Regions from separate parts of the Homo sapiens genome. Here all the other regions are linked to region 1. A link is a loop called in an ENCODE intact Hi-C map of the cell type or tissue named here. Cell type or tissue: GM12878. All regions are shown on one strand. Region 1 has its middle 23 kb from the start of CD1D. Region 2 holds the start of AIM2 (absent in melanoma 2). Region 3 holds the start of LOC107985213 (a long non-coding RNA gene).

The links. Hi-C counts contacts between places; a loop is a spot of excess contacts. Peaks named below come from ENCODE experiments on the same cell type or tissue, not always from the same donor. Only the 100,000 strongest peaks of a DNase experiment are listed, where the experiment ranks them.
Region 2: a loop joins it to region 1, with 4 times the contacts of the local background. A loop is called at or near these places in 74 of 110 quality-filtered maps.
Region 3: a loop joins it to region 1, with 8 times the contacts of the local background. A loop is called at or near these places in 22 of 110 quality-filtered maps.

Annotation. Positions count from the first base shown.
Region 1 is chr1:158,199,514-158,207,513 of GRCh38, reverse strand. No RefSeq gene overlaps it. Among named protein-coding and RNA genes, the nearest start is that of CD1D, 23 kb to the right of the region's middle. In GM12878, a CTCF peak has its summit at 3,503 (motif pointing left); DNase peaks (open chromatin) are centred at 3,258 and 3,586.
Region 2 is chr1:159,073,421-159,081,420 of GRCh38, reverse strand. It overlaps AIM2 (absent in melanoma 2), which reads left to right and starts at 4,655. Exons shown (of 6, transcript NM_004833.3): 1 at 4,655-4,788; 2 at 7,902-8,000. The coding sequence starts at 7,922. It also overlaps the pseudogene RAD1P2. RefSeq lists an enhancer at 3,914-4,213. In GM12878, no CTCF peak of the experiment used is centred here; DNase peaks (open chromatin) are centred at 4,040 and 4,410; H3K4me3 peaks cover 3,847 bases; H3K27ac peaks cover 4,096 bases.
Region 3 is chr1:158,492,757-158,500,756 of GRCh38, reverse strand. LOC107985213 (a long non-coding RNA gene) reads left to right here and starts at 5,871. Exons shown (of 3, transcript XR_001738258.2): 1 at 5,871-6,102; 2 at 6,203-6,355. In GM12878, a CTCF peak has its summit at 4,165 (motif pointing right); no DNase peak of the experiment used is centred here.

The sequences.
Region 1 (8,000 bases):
GGTCAGGAGATCGAGACCATCCTGGCTAACACGGTGAAACCCCGTCTCTACTAAAAATACAAAAAAAAATTAGCTGGGCGTGGTAGCGGGCGCCTGTAGTCCCAGCTACTTGGGAGGCTGAGGCAGGAGAATGGCGTGAACCCGGGAGGCGGAGCTTGCAGTGAGCCAAGACAGCGCCACTGCAGTCCAGCCTGGGTGAAAGAGCGAGACTCCGTCTCAAAAAAAAAAAATAAAATAAAAATAAAAATAAAAATATCTTGAGGCAAATGAAAATGGCAACATAACATACCAAAATGTGTAGGATGCAGCAAAACAGAGTTCTAAGAAGGAGGTTTAAAGGAATAAATTCCTGCATCCAAAAAGAAGAAAGATCTCAAATAAACAACCTAACACTACACCTCAAGGAAACTGGAAAAAGAAGAACAAAATAAGCCCAAAGTTAGCAGAAGGAAAGAATAACAAAAATCAGAGTAACACCTAGAAAAACAATAGATAAGGTCAACTAAACTAAGAGTTGGTTTTTTGGAAAGCTAAACAAAATTGACAAACCCTTAGCTATACTAAGCAAAAAAAAAAAAACAAAAACAAAAAAAAAAGAGCAAGAAAGAAGACTCAAATAAATAAAATAAAAAATGAAACAGGAGGCCGGGCGTGGTGGTTCACACCTGGAATCCCAGCACTTTGGGAGGCAGAGGCAGGCGGATCACTTGAGGGCAAGAGTTTGAGACCAGCCTGGCCAACATGGAAAAACCTGGTCTCTACTAATAATACAAAAATTAGCTGGGCGTGGTGGCAGGTGTCTGTAATTCCAGCTACTCAGAAGGCTGAGGCAGGAGAATCACTTGAACCTGGGAGGCAGAAGTTATAGTGAGCTGAGATTGTGTCACTATGCTTCAGCCTGGGCAACAGAGCAAGACTCCATCTAAAAAAAAAAAAGAGGCCGAGCACGGTGGCTCACGCCTGTAATCCAAGCACTTTGGGAGGCCAAGGCGGGTGGATCACCTGAGGTCAGGAGTTCAAGAACCAGCCTGTCCAACATGGTGAAACCCCAACTCTACTGAAAATACAAAAATTAGCTGGGTGAGGAGGCGGGTGTATGTAATCCCAGCTACTTGGGGAGGCTGAGGCAGGATAATCGCTTGAACCTGGGAGGCAGAGTTTGCAGTGAGCCGAGATCACACTATTGCACTCCAGCCTGGGCAAAAGAGTGAGACTCAGTTTCACCAAAAAAAAGAGGAGCAATTACAACTGATAAGACAGAAATACAAAGGATCACAAGAGACTGCTATGAACAACTATACGACAAGAAATTAGATGACCTAGAAGAAATAAATTCCTAGAAACTCGTAACCCAATAAGACTTGAATTATGAAGAAATCAGAAATCTGAATAGACCAATAACAAGTAAGATATTGAACAAGTATTAAATGTCTCTTCAAAAAAAAAAAAAAGAAAAAAAAACCCAGGACCGTATGGCTTTGCAGCTGAATTCTTTACCAAACATTAAAGAAGATCTAATACCAATCCTCCATTCCATCATCTGGAGAATAGTAAGAAATGCGAATTCCTGAATTTATCCCTGAACCAAAGAATTAGAAACTCCAGACCCAATGATTTTTAAAAAGCCTTCCAGGTGGTTCTGATGCCCACTTAAGTTGAGAGTCCCTGATAAAGGAGCATATTTCATAACCTTGGAGAAAGAGTAAATAATTTACTCAAGTAAATAACAATTACCATAAAGAAACATGTCAATAAACTATATCCCATTAAGAAGAAAATCTTTTTATCAAAATATAGCTTTAAGAGAGTAAAAGGAAAACTACAGATTGGTAAAGAAAAAATATGTACATAGATATATAATCACAATACATGTATCCAACAAAGAACTAGTACCCACAAAATATAAAGAACTTCAAATAAAGAAAACATAGACACCCCCCACCCCAAAAAAAAAAACCCAAAAACCTAAACAGGCATTTCACAAAAGAATATATCCAAATGGTTTAACTGCATATGAAAACATGTTAAGTTCCATTCATCAACAGGGAAATATGAACTAAAACAACAATTAGATACACTACACTCCCATCAGAGTGGCAAAAGTTAAGAGTTAGTAACACCAAATATTGGCAAGGATGCAGAAAAGATGGAAGGCAAAACTGGTGTAACCATTATGAAAAACTGTTCTCCAGTATCTATTAAATGTAAGCAATATTTCTAACCTATCACCAAGCAATTTTATTTCTATGTTTATTCACAAAAGACATGAGTGTTTATGTTCACAAAAAGACGTGTACAAAAGTATTTAAAGCAACATTATTAAAAATAGCTAAAATCTGGAAACAATTCAAATGACTACCCCAAGTACAATGGATAAATTGTGGTACATTTTACACAATGGAATACTACACCACAATGAAAAAGAGTGAACTACTGCTACATGCCACAACATGGATAAATCTCACAGAAATAATGTTGAATGAAAGAAAGCAAGCTGGGGCAACATGGTGAAACCCCATCTCTACAAAAAATACAAAAATTAGCCAGGTATGGTGGCACCCACCTGTAATCCCAGCTACTCGGGAGGTTGAGGCTAAAGTGAGCCAAGATCACACCACTGCACAGAGCGAGACCCTGTCTCAAAAAAAAAGAAAAGAAAAAAGAAATTACGAAGGCAAACAAAAAATAGTACTGGCCAAGATTCCAGTAATGTGAAGTTCAAAAATAGAACTAATAGATTATTAGTTCTCTTTTAAAGAGCGTTGAATGGGAAAAGGAGCCATGAAGGAGAGTTCTGGGTGCTGAAAATGTTCTTTATCAGGGTAGTAGGTTATGCTTGGGTTTCTTACAGGAAGCCGACTCTAAAACAGGAAAGGAGAGAAAGCCAAAGTAAACTATATTAACGTGGGGAGCTTTATAAATGACTTTACTTTGGGGCATGTTATCAGATACTAAGGCTAATATATTGGAAAGAATAAAACAAGAAAGGAGAGAAAGTCAATAGAGTGGTACTATCAAGCTGGTCGCCACTATGGAAAACTGGATCTGACCTCGCCGGAATCCTCTGATGAGCAATGAAGATCTTGCCTCAGAATTGTCCACCTGAGGGGTATGAAAGGAACACAAAGCCCTGACTCCCATCCCCTAATAGTCACGGATTGCCCATTGGGTCTTAATTCCCCCACACTTTCAGTTTTGAGCATTCATAAATGCTAAGTAGCTTCTCACAGGTGTCCCAACCACATTGTGAATAAAGACTTAGTGCAAAAAAGCAGCGGATATGCAGTGAGCTGAGCTGAGGTTCTGTAACCAAGAGCCTCACCAAGGGCTGGAGGAAAACAAATGGGCTGAGGTGTAAGGCACGGTACAAGAGATGTCTGCTACTGCTATGTTTTAAGGTCAAATGAAGAATATATAGACACAACATAAAAAATCAAATTTTTTTCCATAGGAAAACTTCAATATTCCACAGCCTGTTCAATAACTGTTTAACTTTCAGTGCCACCTAGTGGTGACATTCACAAGCATCATGTTACAGCTCTTTAACGGTTTCAAGGGAAAATCCTCATAATATTGTATGTGGTTCAACGTCACTCCATTATGAGTTGAAAATCCCGTGCCTGATGTAGAACACTCACCTGCAGTAACAGCTGTTCATCTGTTGGGACCCTTATCTTAACTCACCACTTTCAGAAGAGCAGACAAACTCAATTTGGTACTTGTAAGTAAACTATATTGATGTGGGGAGCTTTGTAGATAAGACCTCACTGTATATGGAGAATTTTAGCTGCCTCTGGGCTACTTCCCCCGTATTTTATCTCAAAGTTACCGTCATTGTTAAATGAGATCTCCATATTGCATCTGTAATCTAAAAATCCTAATTTCTCTAGCCTCCTGGAGTCAGTGTTTACTTAAATCTCCAAATTAAAGTATACCAAATGAATTCCATTAAGCCAAGTTAATTATTATAAAACCAAAGTTAAATAATGTTTTTCTCATTTTATCTTTGTTGTATTAAAAGTATATTCATTAGCATCAAGTCTTTTTCATATGAAAAAAATATTCATGGTGAAAAAAAACTAATTGGTGAATCAAATATGAATTTCACCTATACAAAGGGTTTGCATTTGTGAGTTTTCTTTTGTACCCATTATTTCTTAAAAATTCAATTTTTCTAGATTTCCAAATTGATTTCAATGTTTCTATATGACATTTTATCCATTATAATCCATTATAAATCATAGTTTGTGTTGGTTTTGCTGCTATTCATATTTATTTAAAGTTTTAGATAGAGCAAAGGTAGCTTGTTAACACATTAATGCATTTCTAATCAAATTTCCATGATTGTCCTTTGTCCTGAATTGGATTACCATATTGCTAATTTGGTTCTCTTACCAACTTTGCAAATTGTATACTATTTATGCAGGCTAGGGACTGAGTAAAAAGCATAGAATGGAATTAAATGTTCTTTGTTGTATAGACAATGATTATGTCACCTACAAATAAATGTAGTAGACTTATTATTTTCCAGTTTATGACTTTAACTTCTTGCCTTTGCCTAATTAATTCTTAACTAATGAGACTGGGACATCCAGTACAGTGCTGAATAGATATGCAGAGCACAGACATTCTTGCCTTGTTCCCAACATAAGAAAAGTGTACAATATCACCATTAAGTGTTATGTTAGCTATAACTTTTTGTTGTTGCTTTTTGTCAAATTGAGGAAATTCCTTTTTATTTCTAATTTACTAGTAGCTTTTTGTCATAAACAGATGTTGAATGTTTCGAAACTTCTGTTTATCCATTCAAATAAACACATGATTATTTTTCTATAATTCTCTACATTCTCCTATATTTTGAATATAGGAATTATATAGGAACAAAATATAGGAGAATATAGGAATAAAGTATCGGCAAATTATTGAGATTAATTACACTTTAATTTTCAAATATTAAGACAATCTTTCTTTTCTGTGATAAACCCCACATAATCATGATTTAATAATCTTTTATATATTGCTAGATTTTATTAAACTATTTAAAGATGTTTGTGTCTAACTTTATGAGTAATATTATTCTGAATTTTCTTTTCTTGTAATTTGTTTATAAAGTTTCAGTATTAGGAATATGCTATCTTCCTAAAGTAAGATTTTAAGTAAGATTGATATTTTTTCTTCTTTAAATGTTTGATAGAATTCACAAAGCCTTCTGGGTGATGCTTTGTCTTTATAAGAGGGATTTTTAAAACAAAATATGTTAATATTTGTTATTTATTATTTTATTTTTGCTTTATTGTACTTATTATTTACTATTTATTTGTTATTTTAATAACAAATTATCATCATAGAGCTATTCAAATGTTCTTTCTGTCTCACTTTCAGTAAATTGAGTTCATTAAGGATTTTTTTCATTTAAAAGTACATTTTCAAATATATTGGTATAAATTTTTTCATTAAATTTTCAACTTATCTCTTTAATAATAAGATTTGTTATAATATTCTTTTTTATTGTTAATACTGGTAATTTGTTATTTTTCTCTTTTTTCTTGATCATTCTTGCTAGGAAGCTATCAATTTTATTAATCTCAAAACTAAACATTTGGCGTTATTTTCTCTATTGTTTGTTTTGTTTTATTGATTTCTTCTTTATCTTTATTATTATCTCCTATTTATGTTGGGTTTACTTTGCTCTTTTTGTTCTTGCTTTTTAAGGTGGAAGTTAGCTCACTGATATTAAACATTCCTTCTTGTTGTTCTATAACATTAATATTTGAAGCTCTGAAGTTCCTGTTTTCACCACGTTTAAAGTGTCTCACATAATTCGATACGTTGTATCTTTATTATCATTTATTTAAAAATGTTTTCTAATTTCTTTTTTGAATTCTTTACTAATCCATGAAATATTTAGAATTGTGTTGCTTAATTTTTAAATATTTGAGTATTTTTTAGATTTCTTATTGTTATTGATTCTAAATTCAATTCCATTGTGATCAGAGAACATACTCAGTGATTTCAGTTCTTTCATGTTTATTTAGACTTTTTTATGGCTCAGCATGTGGTCTACCATGGTAAATGTCCTATGTGTGCAGGAAAAGAACACATATATTCAGAAGTTATTAGATGTAATGTTCAATAGGTGTATATCAGGCCATATTGATTGGTAGTATTGTTCAAATCTTCTATATCTTTATTGATTTCTGTTCAGTTTATCAGTTGCTGAAAGAAAGTGTGTTAAAAATCTCCAACCATGTTTGTGATTTAATTTTTACTTTGTTTTTATTAATCTATTTATCATTAATTTTGAAATGTTATTATTAAGTGCATTGCCATTTATAATTTTTATTTCTTCTTTGTGAACTGATTAATTTATTTATTATTATAAAGTATTCCACTTATTTACTATTTTCAATTCTTTTCCATCCTTCTTTTATATCTGAGTTTATAACTTGTATTATTTCTCTTCATCTTGACAGACTTCTTTTAGCATTTCTTAGTAGGTCTACAGGCAACAAATTCCCTGCACTTTCATTTTCATTTTCAAAATGTCTTTATTTCACTTTTATTTGTAAAGGATATTTTTGCTGCAAGTAGAATTCTAAGTTGATGGGTTGTTTCTTCTTGCTTGTTTGTTCTTAGTAATTTAAAGATGTGTTTTATTCCCTCTTCTCTGGCTTCCATTTCTAGTAAGAAGTCAATTGCCATTCTTCCCATTGTTCCCCTGGATGTGCTGTCTTTTTTCATGGTTGTTTTTAAAATTATCTTATCATTGGTTTTCAGCAGCTTATCTATGCTGAAAAGTTTCTCTATGCTTTGCTCTGTCAGCAGTTTGACTATGACATGCCATGGCATAGTTTCTTTGTATTTATTCTGTTTGAAATTCACTAGGATTTCTGAACTTATAGATTAATATTTTTCAATTTAGGGAAAATTTGGTCATTATTTCTTAAAAGATTATTTCTGCCCGAGTCTAATTATTATTTTAAAAAGTTGTAGACACTGTATAGATTTATAAATATTTCAGTATTTTTTCTCTATGTCTTATTTTGGATGATTTCTATTGACCTTTCTTCAAGACAATTGACTCTTCCTTCTGCATTGCTTGTTCTACTGTTAAGGCCACCAGGTATGTTTTTGTTTTTCAGAATTCATTCTATGAGTTTCTTTTCTAATTTTTATTTATTTTACAAGATTCTTCATATATTCATCCATTCATTTTATCTTATAATTTCCCAAATATATTTATAATACTAGTTTTTAAAATCCTTTTCTGTCAGTTCCAATGTCTGGGTTATCTGTGAATTTGTTGCTTTTGATTTGTTGATTTTCTTATGGGTCCCTTTTTTTTACATCTGTGGTCATGTTTTATGTCATACTGAACACAGTATTTACATCTGTGGTCATGTTTTATGGTATACTGAACGTAGTACATGGATAACAGTGAAGACTGACTTACGCAACTCTTTTGCTTTGTTTTTATTTCCGGGCATGCGCAATCTCTTCTATGTGTGGCTGCCAAAGTAGGAAAGTGATTATTCATATTTCACTGAGTATCGGGTTAATCTTGAACTAAGCAGCAATTTTTAAGATTGAATTCATCACTGGTTAGGCTTTCCTCCTGATGCCACAGCTGATTCTACCAAAGCCTAATTTCTTTTTTCTTTCTTTTTTTTTTTTTTAGACGGAGTTTCGCTCTTATTGCCCAGACTAGAGTGCGATGGTGCGATCTCGGCTCACTACAACCTCCGCCTCCCAGGTTCAAGTGATTCTCCTGCCTCAGCCTCCTGAATATCTGGGATTACAGGTGCCCGCTACCATGCCCGGGTAATTTTTGTATTTTTTAGTAGAGATGGGGTTTCACCATATTGGTGAGGCTGGTCTCGAACTCCTGACCTTGTTATCCGCCCGCCTCGCCTCCCTAAGTGCTGGGATTACAGGCATGAGCCACTGCGCCCGGCCTCCAAAGCCTAATGTCTTTGATCTTATCAATGTTCAATCCTGGA
Region 2 (8,000 bases), 870 kb before region 1:
GCATTATTTCAGGTTATCTACTTTTGAAAATTTAGAAAGTTTGCAATTTGACTTCCAAAGATTTTTATGTGGTGCAAGCATTTCATTGTAATCAGACCCAGGTCAACAGATTTTATTTCTTTGCTAATCCCCTTTACAAAAACGTTAGTCCTATCTTGTAAGGTATTTTATTCACACAAATAACAGGATTTCTTTCATTATGGTATATTTTTAGAATGAAGGGGGGCAAATATCTTTTGTGGAATATTACTGTTGCCCTGATGATGAAGTTCCTGAATCTGAGTCTTGAGTATGATGATTCACTGTGATATTTATGTGTACATTCATGATAAGTTGAGTTATCATTATGAGTATAAAAATCTTCATAATTTCTTATTGAATTTTCTGTAGAGAAGATGCATGGAGAAGATAAAAGCAAGGTCCCTGTACCCTAATAGTTATGTATTTTGTGAACAAATGCTTTCATGAAGTCATAGATTATCTAGTATTAGACTGGCCTGTGGCTCTGTCTTTTGAACTCATGGGAATCACTGTGAGCCAAGATGAATAAGTTATAGGTTCTATTCCACTTAAGTAAAACATTTCAAGAGTCTGAAGATTTAAAGTTTGTTGAAGGCATATCAGAACTGTTCTTTTGTTTATTTACTATTAGAAAATGCAAAGGCATATGGACATTGCTTATTAGTTTAAATGCCAGAGATTAGATATTAAAGCAGTGGTTCTCTAAGTGTTGTGTCAAGACCAACAGCATCAGAATCACCCAGGAACCTGTCAGAAATGCTGGGGGTGAGGCCTAAAATCCGTATTTTTCACAAGCTTCCCCCAGGAAATTCTAATGCATGCTAAAGTTTGGAAACCACTGTTTAAAGGATACATTTTTTAAAATTAGCATTTAATTGCATTGAGGTGTTTGCTTTTACTTGTGATTTCTTTACAAAAGTTCTGAAATTGAGGCATCACTAAACAAGTCTGAACAATTCTTTATATGATGTATTTCTAAAGTATACCTTTTTAAGAAATCTATGGACAAGATATGAAAGTCTTCAGAGTCATAGATTTTCTCCTTATTCTTAAAACTGTTCAATGCAGTACTTATTAGATACCTTTCGTTTGCTCATAAACATTTATTGACCAAATCATTGTATTAAAAACCAATTAGTGGTTTCTTACAAGACTAAACATACTCTTATTATATCTTATTATACAACACAGCAATTGCATTCCTTGATATTTACCCAAAGTTGAAAAATTAAGTCCACATAAAAACATGCACACAGATATTTATAGAAGGTTTATTCGTAATTGCCAAAACTTGGAAGCAACCAACGTGTTCTTCAGTAGGTGAATGGATAAACAGATAAATGGAGACAATGGAATATTTTTTAGTGCTAAAAAGAAATGAGCCATCAAGCCATGAAAAACCATGGAGGAATCTTAAATGCAGATTACCAAGTGAAAGAAGACAATCTGAAAAGGCTATATACTGTATGACTTCAACTATATGAAATTCCAGAAACAGCAAAACTATAGAGACAGTAAAAAGATCAGTGGTTGCCAGGATTTGTCGGGAGAGAGATGACTAGACAGAGCACAGAGGATTTTAGGGCAGGGAAACCACCCTGTATGATACTGTGAGGGTGGATACTCATTATACATTTGTCCAAACCCACAGAATGTACAACACCAAGTGTACCCTAGTGGCAACTCTGGAGTCTGGGTGATAATGATGTGTCATGCTCAGTCCACCCTGGTGGGAATGTTGATAATGGGGAGGCTGTGCATGTGTGAGGGAAAAGGGTATATGGAAACCTGTACCTTCAGCTCAATTTTACTGTGAGCCTAAAACTGCTTTAAAAAATAAAGTCTACTAAAAAGAAAAAAACTGGAAAAAAAATGCAAAGTGACATGCTTTTGTGTGTGTTCTTTCTCATTCATCAAATTCGGTATTTATTTGATAACTTGCTTTTTTCTCCATTCGCTCTTGTTTAAATGCTTATTAGCTGGTTATTATTCATCGGGGCATAAACCTGTATATTTCTTATTTTTTTTCTCTCCTGTTTTTCCATTTTATTCTTTTCTAGGCATACTTTTAGAAAGAGATCTTCAGCTTTATCACTCTATTAGCTTTAAAACTTTTCTGCTATCACATTTAGAAAATATATTTATAAAATCTCTTCTGTAATTTGTTCATTTTTTACAAGTATTAGCACTGTCTTTTTGTTTCATGGATGCAATGTCTTTTCTTATCTCTCTGATGACCATATATATTTCTTCTTCTACCCTCTGCTTTGTCCTTAAGTTCCTTCTTCTGATTTGTTTTCTGTTTTTTTTTTAAGTTGGAGGCTTTTCTGAATGTTATTTATGTCTGTTTACTCATATTTAAGAAAGAAATGTCCATACATGTATACACACAAAACTGACTTGAATTCTTTTTGCGTTGGCCTGGTTTATTTATGAGTTAGTTTAATTATAGGATTGGCACGAAAGGGCCTGAGTCTTTGTATTGGAAAACTCAAAATGTCAGTAACGGTGAGAGTTTTTCCCTTCTTGGGCCAGTTGCTACAGTAGGAGCCTCCAGTCTTCTGCTTATGGCATAAACCTTGCTGTCAGTACTCTAGAAGTCAGGGAGGAAAGGGCTTGGGGATCCCACTTTTCTCCGTGAGACTGTTAACAAACCTCCTTTTTCAGCACAGTTGCCTCCTTTCCCTTCTGTGTCTTGTGTCACCAAGTTGGGTATCTCTCTGATTAAATTTCTTGGTAAAACAAAGCTGGACGATGAGTACTTGTCTCTCTGCCCCAGGTGCAGCAGTGTACCTGCTCCTCATTGAGACCACTTCCCAGCTTAATCACTTAACTCACCTTTTACAGGACCTGAAGCCTCAAATCAGTACGCCTCTCTGGGGTTGGTGCTTGTTGGGTTCTTCCTCAACAGGGAGCTTTCTCTCGTTTACTCAGTAGGTTACCAAATTCATACACTTCACATCTTTTTAATTCTTACATATTGTTCTCTTTGGTGTTCTTTCGCCTTGTGTGATCCACTCATTCATGCATTCACTCATTCAACGAATATTTTCTGAACACCTTCTCTGTGCCTGGCACTGTGTCAGGTGAAGTGGATGCAGTGAGCCAGTGGGCAGAAATCTCTTCCCTCATGTGCCTTACATTTTAGGAGCATGAGGCAGAGAATAAACAAACAAATGACATATACCGTATGTCAGATGATGGTCAGTAACACGTGTGGGAAAAGATAATGTGGGGAAGAGGTAGAGAACATGCTGGTCAGAGAAGCCCCACAGATAAGGTGCTATTTGAGCTGAAAGCTGGCAAAAGTGTAGAAACAAGCCTTGCAGTAGAAAGTGAAGGAGGTCCTGCAGCTCTGGGCTGATTACCTGGGCATGGTTAGGTGCTCTTCCTCTGCTCCTTGAGCATCTTGAGCATGCTTTAATTATAACACTTATCATCATGTCCTATTGTGATTATTAAATCACATGTCTGTTTTCATGACTTGGCAGAGCCGCTCAACATCTGGAACTTTGTCTTACTAACTTTTATATTCTCAGAATCTAATACATCATATTAGATGTTCAGTGCATAATTGTTAATTCAATGAATAAGAAAGGAAAACCTCAAGTAAATTGCTGACTAGAATCAAGCCCTCAAGCTCTGAATTTAGGGTTAGGAGCCTGGGTTAGGAAGAAAGACTGTATATATGCTTTTGAGGCAAGCAGTCAGTGAGGGAATGAGGCATGATTACTTGCAGGTGGCTACAAGCAATAAAAATGCGGTCAAAAAGGTTAGCAGAGGGATTGCCCCACTAGTAGATAGGAACTGTTACAACAGCCTGTGACAATGAAGACAGATTGCAAACTTCCTACTTAGGCACAGATGAGAATGTAACACAGAAGAAACTGGCCGCAACTGGTTAAAGCCAAGATGGTCGAAAACTTGGCTGACTGCTGACCCTTAGCTTCATTATGCCCTTAATATCATAAAACTTCCATGGGGAAATTCCCACTCCCATCATGCACCTGACGCCATGACAGTTCCGGATTAACCATCTTTAGTCAAGAAAAGGGTGGCACCCCGATTCCGGGAATTGCCCGCCCATTTCCCAGAAAACCCCTCCCCTTGATTACAGAGTACTCCATACCTTCATTGTGCTTATTCATATAGTACGTGAACCACATTGCCTGTGACTCAAATCTTTGAGTGCCTGCACTCCTCCCTTGAGGGTGTCGTTGGTTTTGCTCCACAATAAAATGTCTATACTTTCGCTTGGGTCTCATTTTCAGATTCTCTTATGCTTTGAAGACAAGAACCTGCACTGCCCTACTGGCAACACTTTTAGATACCCTCTGAGATCAGTGTGCTTGTTTATACCAGAAAAATGTCATCACCAGGCCCCTTAGTCACAAAGTGTATCAAGAAGTCATCTGCGGTCATTTTTTACAGTTTCTAGGCCACTTTCTGTTTCCAATCAGTGTAGTTCCTATGTGGCATGACTCAGATACAAGTTTCTATAGACATTTTCTTCTGTGGCTGCTAGTGAGAACCCAAACCAGCTCAGCCAATTAGAGCTCCAGTTGTCACTCCTACCCACACTGGGCCTGGGGGTGAAGGGAAGTGTTTATTAGGGGTACATGTGAAGCCGTCCAGAAGTGTCAGAGTCTTTGTAGCTTTGAAAGTCACCTAGGTTATTTGGGCATGCTCTCCTGAGTCCTCTGCTAGTTAAGCTCTCTGAAAAGAAGGTGGCAGACCCGGTTTGCTGATCGCCCCAGGGATCAGGAGGTAAGCACCATAGAGGAGCTGGGTTAGAGACGAGAGACTTAACCGTTTCTCTGCTGAAAAAGACAACTGAGGAAAGGCCAGCCATGCTGTGCACACCTCTGAGAACCTGAACCTGCAAACATGGACATCAGCTCTGAAAGGATGGGTTCATTTCTCTTTTATTCACTTTAGCCATGTCCTCTGGTGTCTCTGAGCTGGTGTTCCTTAAGCTTCGGCTTCCTTTGGGGTTTGTCTATCAGCCTATTTGTAAGGCTGACTTTTATGCCAATAGCAAATACAAGCATTTTTTAAGTTAACAGATATTATGAAGTAAAATGCAAGTTTTTCATTTATAAGGCAACATAACTTCAGAGAAAAAACTGAGTCAATCACATAAAATGTGATTAAAATGTGATTGTTATTATATAAGAGGGTTATAGGAAGATTAGCTTCTTATGGACAAGTAGAAAAGTAGGAATCATCCAAGCTGATTGTCACAGTAGATATTCAACAAAGGTAGTGTCCTTCCTTGCTTTCATCAGTAGGATGGGGGCATTTGGATGGCTTTATCATTGCAAATATTTTTAATGTATTCCTTATTTTGAAAATGGTCCTGATAATAGTTTTAATTTTCACTCATGAACTCTACATGTATAAGTAGAGTTTCTCCAGCGCTTACCAACATATAGGAAAAAACATTATAAGGCCATTAACAGTGATAGTTTAGAATTTATTAACATTGACTCTACTGATGGGGGTATTCAAGCTTCCCTAAAATTCACAATCAGTTATTTTCAGCTCATAAACATCTTTTCCTGTTCTTTGGCTTATTTCTTCCACTTTATATGTTGCTGCTCTGGAAGTCATTAATTGCTAATAATGTCAAACATCTTTTTTATGTTTATTGGATATTTGAGCAAATTGCTCATTCACATCTTTTGCACACTTTTCAAATAGACTGTTGTTTTCTTATTGATACATGGTTCTCCATGTATTCCAAAAGCAAAACCTCTATTAGCTCTCTCTCTCTCTCTCTCTCTCTATATATATATATATAGCAGGTATAGCCATATATATATGTGTGTGTGTGTGTGTGTGTGTGTGTGTGTGTGTGTGTGTATTGCAGGTATCTGCCCAGTTTTTGCCTTGTATAATCACTTTGTTTAGTGTGTGTGTGTGCACGGATGTGTGTGTTTCCTACAAAGAAATTGAGAATATGCATGCAATCACATTTGACAAATTTTTTTTTTCTGGCTTGTCCTTTTTGTGCCTTATTTAAGGAACCTCCTTCTACTTCAATGTATTGAGAAATTCTGTGTTTTATTCAACATCATTACTATTCTATTTAGATAATTAATCCAACCAGATATATATTTTGTGTATGATATAAGAGAAAGGCTGAATATATCATTCCCTGTGTATTGTCATTTGTCTGAACACTTTTTATAGTTGGCCATTCTTTCCTTGTGATTTTTAATGCCACTTTGATTATATACCAAGCTTTAATTTACATGTGGTCCTGTTTCCACACTCTATTTATTAGTTCATTTTTTTCTACGCCACTGCCATACTGATTTAATAATTATACATTTGTAGTAAGTATTGATACCTAGTAGTAGGGATAGTACATCCTGATAAACATATTCAACTTGTTTTGCAGGTTTTTGTCTTTATTTTTTTCATTTAGGTTTTAGGATCATTCTGATAAATTCTATGAAAAACCCTTTGAGATTTTGGATAGGAGTTTATAGATTAATTTGACAACACTGCTGTCTTCATTTTATCAAATCTTCCCATTTAAAATATCAGACATACACCCACTTAAGTAGGTCCTTTAAATCTCCCAATAAAGTTTTATAAGTTTCCCTTTAAAACTCTTAAATATATTGTATTCGATGTTCTTATGTACTTTGTAGTTTTGTTGCTATTGGAAATTACTTTTTTTATGTAATTTTTTTCTCTCTTGGAGTGGTACTAAAATAAAGGAATGCATTTCTGTATATTAATCTTATAGTTATAAACTGTTGAATTATTATTTATAATGTTTTGTGTATTATTTTGGATACTATACATAAACAACTATATTACTACAACGTGATTTTGGCAACAAGTTACAAAAATAGGTTGATGGACAGAATAAAGAATCCAGAAATAGACTCACTCATATTTGGACAACTGATTTTTGCAAAGGTAAAAAAAAAAATCATTAAAAATGACAGTCTTTTTAACATATGATTCTGGGAAAATTCATATTCATATGAAAAATAAATGAACTTTGAATCATCACTTATATCATATACAAATTAACTCAAAGCAGTACATACAGCCAAATGTGAAATGATCAAACCGTAAAATTCTTACAGGAAGACATAAAATCTTCTAATCTTGAGATTGGAAAAGATTTCTTAAATAAGACACTGAAAGCATGATCCATGAAAGAACAGATTGATTAATTGCACTTCATCAGGTATATGTATATGCCAAAATTTATCAGATTGTATACTTCCAGTGTATGCACCGTGTTGTATGCCAGTTATGCCTCGATAAATCTATTTTAAAAATAACAGGAAAATGTATCCTGTTTCCTTTTTGTTGTTGTTGTTGTTGTTGTTTTGAGATGAAGTTTCGCTCCTGTTGCCCAGGCTGGAGTGCAATGGCGCGATCTTGGCTCACTGCAACCTCCACCTCCCAGGTTCAAATAATTCTCCTGCCTCAGCCTCCTGAGTAGTTGGGATTACAGGCGCCCACCACCATGCTCGGCTAATTTTTGTACTTTTAGTAGAGATGGGGTTTTGCCATATTGGCCAGTCTGGTCTCAAACTCCTGACCGCAGGTGATCCGCCCACCTTGGCCTTCCAAAGTGCTGGGATTATTACAGGCGTGAGCTACCGCGCCCAGCTAATGTATCTTGTTTTCTGAGAATTCCAGAGGTGTTGTATACTTTCTGAAGATGTCTTTCCCAGGAGTAGTGATCACCTTGCTTAAGAAGTTCTTACCTATGTCCTACTCAAATCTCTTTTACTACTGCAAATATTTTATTTTTCTTTAAAAAATATTAATAGCTCACCTTGCTTTATTTTGAATGTAGAATCACTTTTGGTGGTGTAATCTTACATGTTTTGGATTCCTTATAGGCTGATCCCAAAGTTGTCAGATGGAGAGTAAATACAAGGAGATACTCTTGCTAACAGGCCTGGATAACATCACTGATGAGGAACTGGATAGGTTTAAGT
Region 3 (8,000 bases), 290 kb before region 1:
GGTGAACTTCGCATGACTTGGTCTATTTTTATGATAGTGAGTAAGTTCTCACAAGATCTTGCCATTTCAAAATTTGCAGCACCTTCCCCCAACTCTCTCTCTCCTGTTCTGGTCATGTGATGTGCCCGCTCCTGCTTCACCTTCCACCATGATTGAAAGTTCCCTGAGCCTTCACCAGAAGCCAAGTGGATGCCAGCACCATGCTTCCTGTAAATTCTGCAAATCATGAGCCAACAAAACCACTTTTCTTTATAAATTACCCAATCTCAGGTATTTCTTTATAGCAATGCAAGAATGGCATAATATATGATTACAGTTACCAATACCTTTTGATCAGGGGGTGGATTCATGTTAAATGTTCTTATCACACACAAAAAAAGTCAGTGTTGACCTAGTTGAAAAACTAGCTTATTTGTGACTCATGCTATATTAAAAAACAACTACTGAATAAATCAAGAGTGCTATTGTTTTTTCTGAGTGAAATTGTAATTGACCTATGTAACCCTTGTTTCAAATGTCCTTGTTAGAATTTTCAGAAAAATTTTAGTGGAGTATATTTTATAAACATCTCCTGACATTAACATAATTCTAGGGCTCATAGGGATGAATAAATCTAAATTCTGTCAAAATTTTAAAAAGAAAGAAAATTAAGAATGTAATTGCCTTTTAGCTCCAAATCTACCTTTACTTGTCCTGATTGTGTTACTGGAATGTTTCTCCTTTACCAGCAGACATGATGTTAAGCTCTTCTGTAGAAGGCGTGAAGGGACACTGAAGTTAAAACGGAGTTCTCTTCCCATTTCTGGCTGCTTTCATCTGCCTGGACATGCTGTGTGTGTGAAGTCTAGTAACAAGTAGGACGCCCAGTAGTGCTACTTCCCAGGCAGTACCATCATCAAAGGTATTTTGCCAGAAGGTTGCAAACAGAAGCATCCTCCCATAGATGCCCCCCACCCACAGAGTACTTCAGAGAGTGGTTTTCCAGCAAGTTCTAAAGTATAGCTCTTCCTTATGGATGGCTTCCCATGAGGACTAAGAGGGCAGAATCCAGAAGGCATTACATTGATTTCAAGAAATGTTTATTAAGCTATACTTTTAGTATTAGTATAAAGATGAACAAATAGATTAATGGAACAAAACAGAACACTCAGAAATAGAAACACATATGTATAATTAATTTTCTACAAAGCCTCAAGGCAATTTAATGGTAGAAGAATACTCTTTCCAATAATAATGCATTTGGATAGAAAAGAATCTTGAAATTTTTTCACACCATTTACAAAAATTAACTAGAGATGAATCACATCCTGCTTGTAAGAACTAATATTATTAAAAAGAACATTAGATAGAACCTTAGTGAGCTTGAATTTTTCAGAAACTTATTAAGTATGACAGAAAACACTTGAACTATAAAAGTCAAAGTCAATAAGTTGGACTTTATCAAAACCAAAGGAAACTTCTGCTCTTCAAAAGACATGGTAGAAAATTAAAAGCAAGTTACAATATAGTGAAAATATTTGCGTAATATACAAGTAACAAAAATATATATACCTGGAAAACATAAAGAACTCTTACATTTCAATTATGAAGACAAAGGAACTAATTAAAATATTGGAAAGAAGAAAATATGCCTCTAACTGAGGAATGGACAAAAGATCTGAAAAGACGCTCAACTAAAAAATATGTAGATGACCAATATACACACAAAAAAATATATTCAGTGTCTTCAGTCATCAAAAAAAACTTTTAATTCTAACCACAATTGGATACTATTATGCATCTACTTAATGTATGAAATTAAGACTAACACATTTTGTTGAGAATGTTAAGCAACTGGTAACTGTCATACGTTTCTGTTGAGAGTGTAAGAAAATAAAACCATTGTGTATATATACACAATGGTACAAAAAGAATGAACTGCGAAGTCACACACATAACGGATAAACCTCAAAAGTATGCTTAGTGATAAGAAGTTAGAAAGCAAATTGTTATTTTATTTTGATAAGATTCTTTATTGTCAAACTAAATTCTGGCAATAGAAAGCAAATCATTGGTTTCCTGCGGCTGATGGTGGTATAGGGGACACAATGGGATGGGGCATGTGAGAAAATTTAGGGGTAATGGAAATGTTCTATATCTTTTTTCATTTTCAATATCATTTTTATAATAAATTGCCTTGAGAGCCTTGTAGAAAATTAACTATACATATGTGTTTCTATTTCTGAATGTTCTGTTTTGTTCCATTAATCTATTTATTCATCTTTATACTAATATAAATGGTATTTTAAAGTGTAGCTTAATAAATATTTCTTGATTTTTTTTAAGTATTTTAAAACAAATACAGGCTGGATATTCTGTTGTACAACTTTTAACGCATTTGAAATCAGCAGAAAAGTTGCTTTGGGTAAGTCTGGGATTAAAGATTTGCCTATATCTGATTTTAATTGAAAAGCATTGCAAGAAGGGATAATATAAAAAATAAATAATTCTCTTTTAACTTGAAATTACTTATCTGTATGAATAAGTAATAAAGTACAATACAAATATAATGCAGAAACACATTGGAGGCTGAGCCTGATGTAGGGTAGAAACTGTCACTGATAACCCTTTGTTTCTGTCTTACATGCAAAGAAATGTTCTATATCTTGATCATGGTGGTGATTACATGTTTCTACATATACGTCAAAACATCAAACTATACACTTAAAATTGGTGTCTTTTATTGTATATAAATTATGTCTCAATATATTTGATTAAGGCATAAAACATAAATGAACCTGCACCACACACATGAGCTAATACTACAAAGCTCTAGGCACAAATATAAGGGAAGATTTCTTCAATCTCAGTTTAGGAAAACATTTATTAGACAAGACACAAGAAGTACTAAATATAAAAGAAAACAATTGTAAATTTAATTAATCAAAATTCAATAAAGCTTGCCCTCATTAAAAGACACTATTTAAATAATAGAAATGCAAGCCACAGACTTGGGGACAATATTCATAGTACATATGTGTTCCAAACAAACTTAATTCAGAATATATAAATAATAGGATTCAATAATTTTAAACTAATCTTATGAGCAGAAGACTAGGGTAATTTACTAAAATGGAATGGTCAATAGGCAAATGATAAAATAATGTTCAACATAATTAGATATCAGGCTAATACAAAATAAAACTAAATGAGGTACTACTTACCCTCACTAGAATTATTAATATATTAAAAATACAGGAACATAAAACAGGCAGTGCCAAAAGTTGGAAAGAATGTGAAGCAGCTGGTAGGAAAGTTATGTGGTGTACCCATACCGGAAAACATTTGGGAATCATATTATGGAGTTAAATGTGTACCTACCTTATGACCCCAGGAGTGCTACTCCTAAACATGTAAGAGACAGGACAAATGTCCACAGAAGATTTGTTCAAAATATGTTCATGGCAGGTTTATTTATAACAGCCAATAATAAGAATGAACCAAATGTCTATCAACAGATAAATGAATAAATATGTTTTTGCATATCCATTCAGGTGAATACATCAATAAAAAGACAAACTATTTTACATGCAGTAAGATAGATGAATCTCATAAGCATTAAGTTTTCTGAAATAAGTTAGACACACAAGAGTACTTACTATAATATTACATATATCTCAAATTCAAGAAGTGCAAACTGAACTATATTGATAAAAATCAATTCTGTGTTGTCTCTGGGTAGGGAGTCACCTGGAAATTCACATGAGATAACTTTTGGATGTGATGAAAATATCATATTTCTTGACTGGTGGGGGTGGTTAAATGGGTGAATGTATTTGTAAAACCTCAAATAACTGATACTTAAAATACTTAAATTTTTAAATATAAACCATTCCTTAATTTAAAAATAAGGAAAAAAGTGAATGTAAAAGGGAAATTTAAAACCCTCATGACCTGTTTTTTAAAAATCTAATTAACAAAATACACACAAGGAACTCTAAGTATAGTATTAGAAATGGTGATAAGAGCAAAAGAACAAATTCTGGAAGTACTAATATCGGGAGAACAACAAGAACAACAAAAAACAACTGCCAATGGTAATAACTTAAAAAGTCAGTTGGCTGATTTGATATTAGCCAAAACAAGGAATGTTTAGAGGCTCCAATTAACAGCTGAATACTTTCTGATGACAACACAAGAGGGAGCTCAACAGCTGCAAAACTAGGAATACTATCCTCCCCTTACAAGAGTACATGAAAACAAATCTCACTAAACATGAATTCAGGAAAAGATCATGCCTATATCTCATATGAAGTTATTATGAGGAAAAAAATCATCAGCAGTACAACATTACTATAGAGAATAACTGTGCACCTACCGAGTGAAAACCAAGATATCCTGCCCAGGTTCTCTTTCAAGTAAAGGACTTGTTGCCCGCCAACTGATGGTAGCTCTGTCAGTAGGCAGACTTTAGCTGTCAACTTAGTCATTGTATCAGCAACACAGACACTTTGTCCAAAGTAACAGGCTTCGTGCAGCAAACTACACCCAAACAAAATTATGCAGATTAATAAAGCCCTGGCCATCATGGCTCAGCTCAGGACGCCTCTGAATGGTCATTCTAGCTACAGAACTCACTGTTGGGTCAGCTGAGGCTGTCACTAGGAGTGCATTCGGCTTGACTTCTCTCTGTACCCGATACTTCCCCCCACATTCCATAGGTGTTAATCCCATACATTTATTAACAAATATTCTATATGCCAAGTTGTCTCAGAATATGCTTCCCAGGGAGCACAACTTGCAATAGCCAGGAAGATATGACTTCAAAATCGATGAAAACTCTAACTAAATATTTCAAAATGAGGTCAAAGAAGTTAAAGAAGTGATAGAAAATACAAAATAACAGCAAAGATCAGAATCATAAACTCAGTCATGACTGAATAGAGGAGAAGTTTTGAAAAGAGGGGATAGATTAGGAAGCAGTTGGAAATGAAAGAAAAATTGTTTCATAAATGAAGGTTAAACTTGGAGGAACATAAGACAATAAACATGATGGATAAGCCTATAACAGCAAAAGATACGGAAAGAGAAACTAGAGTAAAAGAGAATAATAATACTAGGGAATATAACTCTGTAATTATATCGTTATAAAGTGTGAAGGCATGAAAATACTAATGCATGATATTAGAAGCCATGAATATTGTTTCTGTTAGAGAATAGGTAGTGGGTAATGAAGTATTTGGAATATTATATTTTTTGACCTACACATATTCACTTTGTGGTAATTAATTGATGTATTCATCATAATTTGTACACTTTTCTGTATGTGTGTGTTTTGATCAAAAAGTGTACATGGTATACTCTTCTTCTTTCATGGTTCCAATATATTTTATATGAAGATGTCAATTATTTTATTTTTTATTCTATGCATTTTCTGTATATCCCCCTGGGGATTCTCTCTTATCTTTAGGTATCTGTGTTTCATGTTAAAGCCTTCTTCAAATATATGGTAACTCTTGGATGTTCAAATATATTCCAGACCACAGCACTAAAAAGCCTATTTGAAGCTCTCTGCACGTGGGTAGACCTTGTGAACTGGTGGGTTCCAATGCAGAAGTCAGGCAAAGCAATGCTATTCATTTTGTTGAAATTACTCATAACTTCTCATTACCTTCTCCAGAAAGAAACACTCCTACTACCTAAGTGAAAGGTGTAAGACTGGCTGTCAATCTGGGGTCTGAGTGTTGGGAAAGAGGCTGGTGCTGCCTCATAGTATGAAAGCATTCACATTTAATCCTCTGCTTGAAGTATAGCCCCTTACATTTGCCTCTGTTCTACCGAGTGTTTGAAGTCAGAAGTCCTTAGTTTAACTGCTGTAAAACTTAACCTCCAATCTTAAACTGGCATTCAACAGATACAAAGCAATGCTACTCCGTTGGGAGTTGGCAGTCTAGTGATGATCTATGAGCTTTTTGTTATTGGCTTGTAATGAGACAGGTATAGAAACTAAATTATATTTGTGTTACTTACCAGTGGTAAGCAACTATTATAAAATTTGGTATTACTGAAACATACAAGCACATAATCAGACACATTTTTGGAGCAGAATATAGAATAGCTCAGGTGCTTTTCATTTCGTTTTTCTAGTAGTTGATTTTTATCATATTTTACTGAAGTATTGGCCTTCTATGAAATGTAAAAAGAAACTGGTTCTTTACTGCAGATGATTTGAGAAGCACTGATGGAGAAGTCGAGTTCCTTATTCAGATATTAAGCCAATCTTACTCTTTCCAATGTCATCTTGGTGACCCAATTGTGACAAGAATGTCCAGATACAGTTTGGTGTTGTGAACTGGTTGGCTTCCCCGTTTTGCAGGTATGTTTTCAACTTTCTCTCTTTCTCTTACAACCATGTCAATCATCCTTTTTATTTTTGCTTCTATAATTGTTTTGATGTCTGCCCTGTGTTGTTCTCTCCTGTTTACCTTCTTGATGAGGGCTTATATGTATTTTTTAATACACCTACTATTATTTTAGTGCATTTATAGGTAGAAATACATGTTAAATCCCAAGAGGTTTATTTAGTATGTAATAAAAGATTTCACAACAAAATTCAACATCAATGTTGTTAGAAGTGTATAAAACTCTAATAAGCTCTAAAATGCAGTAAAGCATTTTAATTTGGCACTATGAAACCATGACAGGTTATATACACACCAATAACAATATAGTGTGCTAAAATAGTTTAATTAAATTTAATTCATAAAATAAATATAACATCTACACATACCAAAATTTTAATCTAAATGAATGTGCTTCACTGGGCATAATTCATAAGAAACCACTAATAAAACATAATAATTTGTAAAAATAGAACTGTCAATCACATTCTCCCACAAACAAAACTAGAAATAAATAACAGAAGTTATTTAAATATCAGCAAGAATATATCTATAATACATAAACACTCCATTCCTAAATAACATTTGGTCAATAAATGAGAAATATAAACCCATTAGAAAAAAAAAGAACAGAAGAAAACAATGGCAATAACCAATGTTGTACTTGAAATGCCTTAATTATTTAACCATGAAAATGAAATGAAGTAAAATGAAAATAAATAAAAATACCTAGGCCAAAAACTGGAAAAGGGAGATAAAAATTGGAACAGAGGTTATAATTTTTAAATATAAGAAAACATTATTTGTGATTTGACACATTTTAATTTGAAAATCTAAATAAGGTTAACAGGAAAGAATACAGTTATATTATGTCCCAGAAAAAAGAGGCTGCATATGAAATATGAACTTCAGTTTTATTTATTATTATTTTAAAAGAATACTGATAATCTACAGCATAGCTAGAGAACTGCACCCAGGATAGTGAGGCATCTGAAATTCAGGTCACATAAATTATGGAAAATGTTCAGACTGTCATCATAACTGTCTCAAACATCTGTGAATCAGGACTCGACTTACTGTATGACACAAGAGATAGAATGCATGAAAAGCAGAGGCAAACTTCAGCTGAAATGAGAGGGGATAATAGTATGAGCTGAGTGCAACGGGAATATACATTTTATGAGGTCGTTGATGCCCAATCAGTGGAGAAGGGTTTCCCTTAGAGATACTGATGAAGAAATTTCTGTACAGGTGAGAGGTTGGACCAGATGATCACCAAGATACTTCTCTCTCAAATCTTATATATTCCCATGATAAATTTGAAGCCGGGTATCTTCCTCTTCCTAATAAATTCAGTGTGGAAAGCCACGTAGATACCTTTAGCCCAAGATGGGACGGAATGGTTGAATATTGTTTTCCATTCCATTATGAAGCATAACTTCTATGTTACATAGCAAAACTTCTACATTGCATAAGAAGTGGTTCAAAGGAGCAGTCAGAAAAGCCATTCCAAAATACCTGTTTTGAGGACCTTGAAAGAAATAAAATCCTCTCAGTTATGGAAAGCATGTTTGAAATGAGCTCTACATTGTATATGGTTTCACATTTTGCACTGCTTTT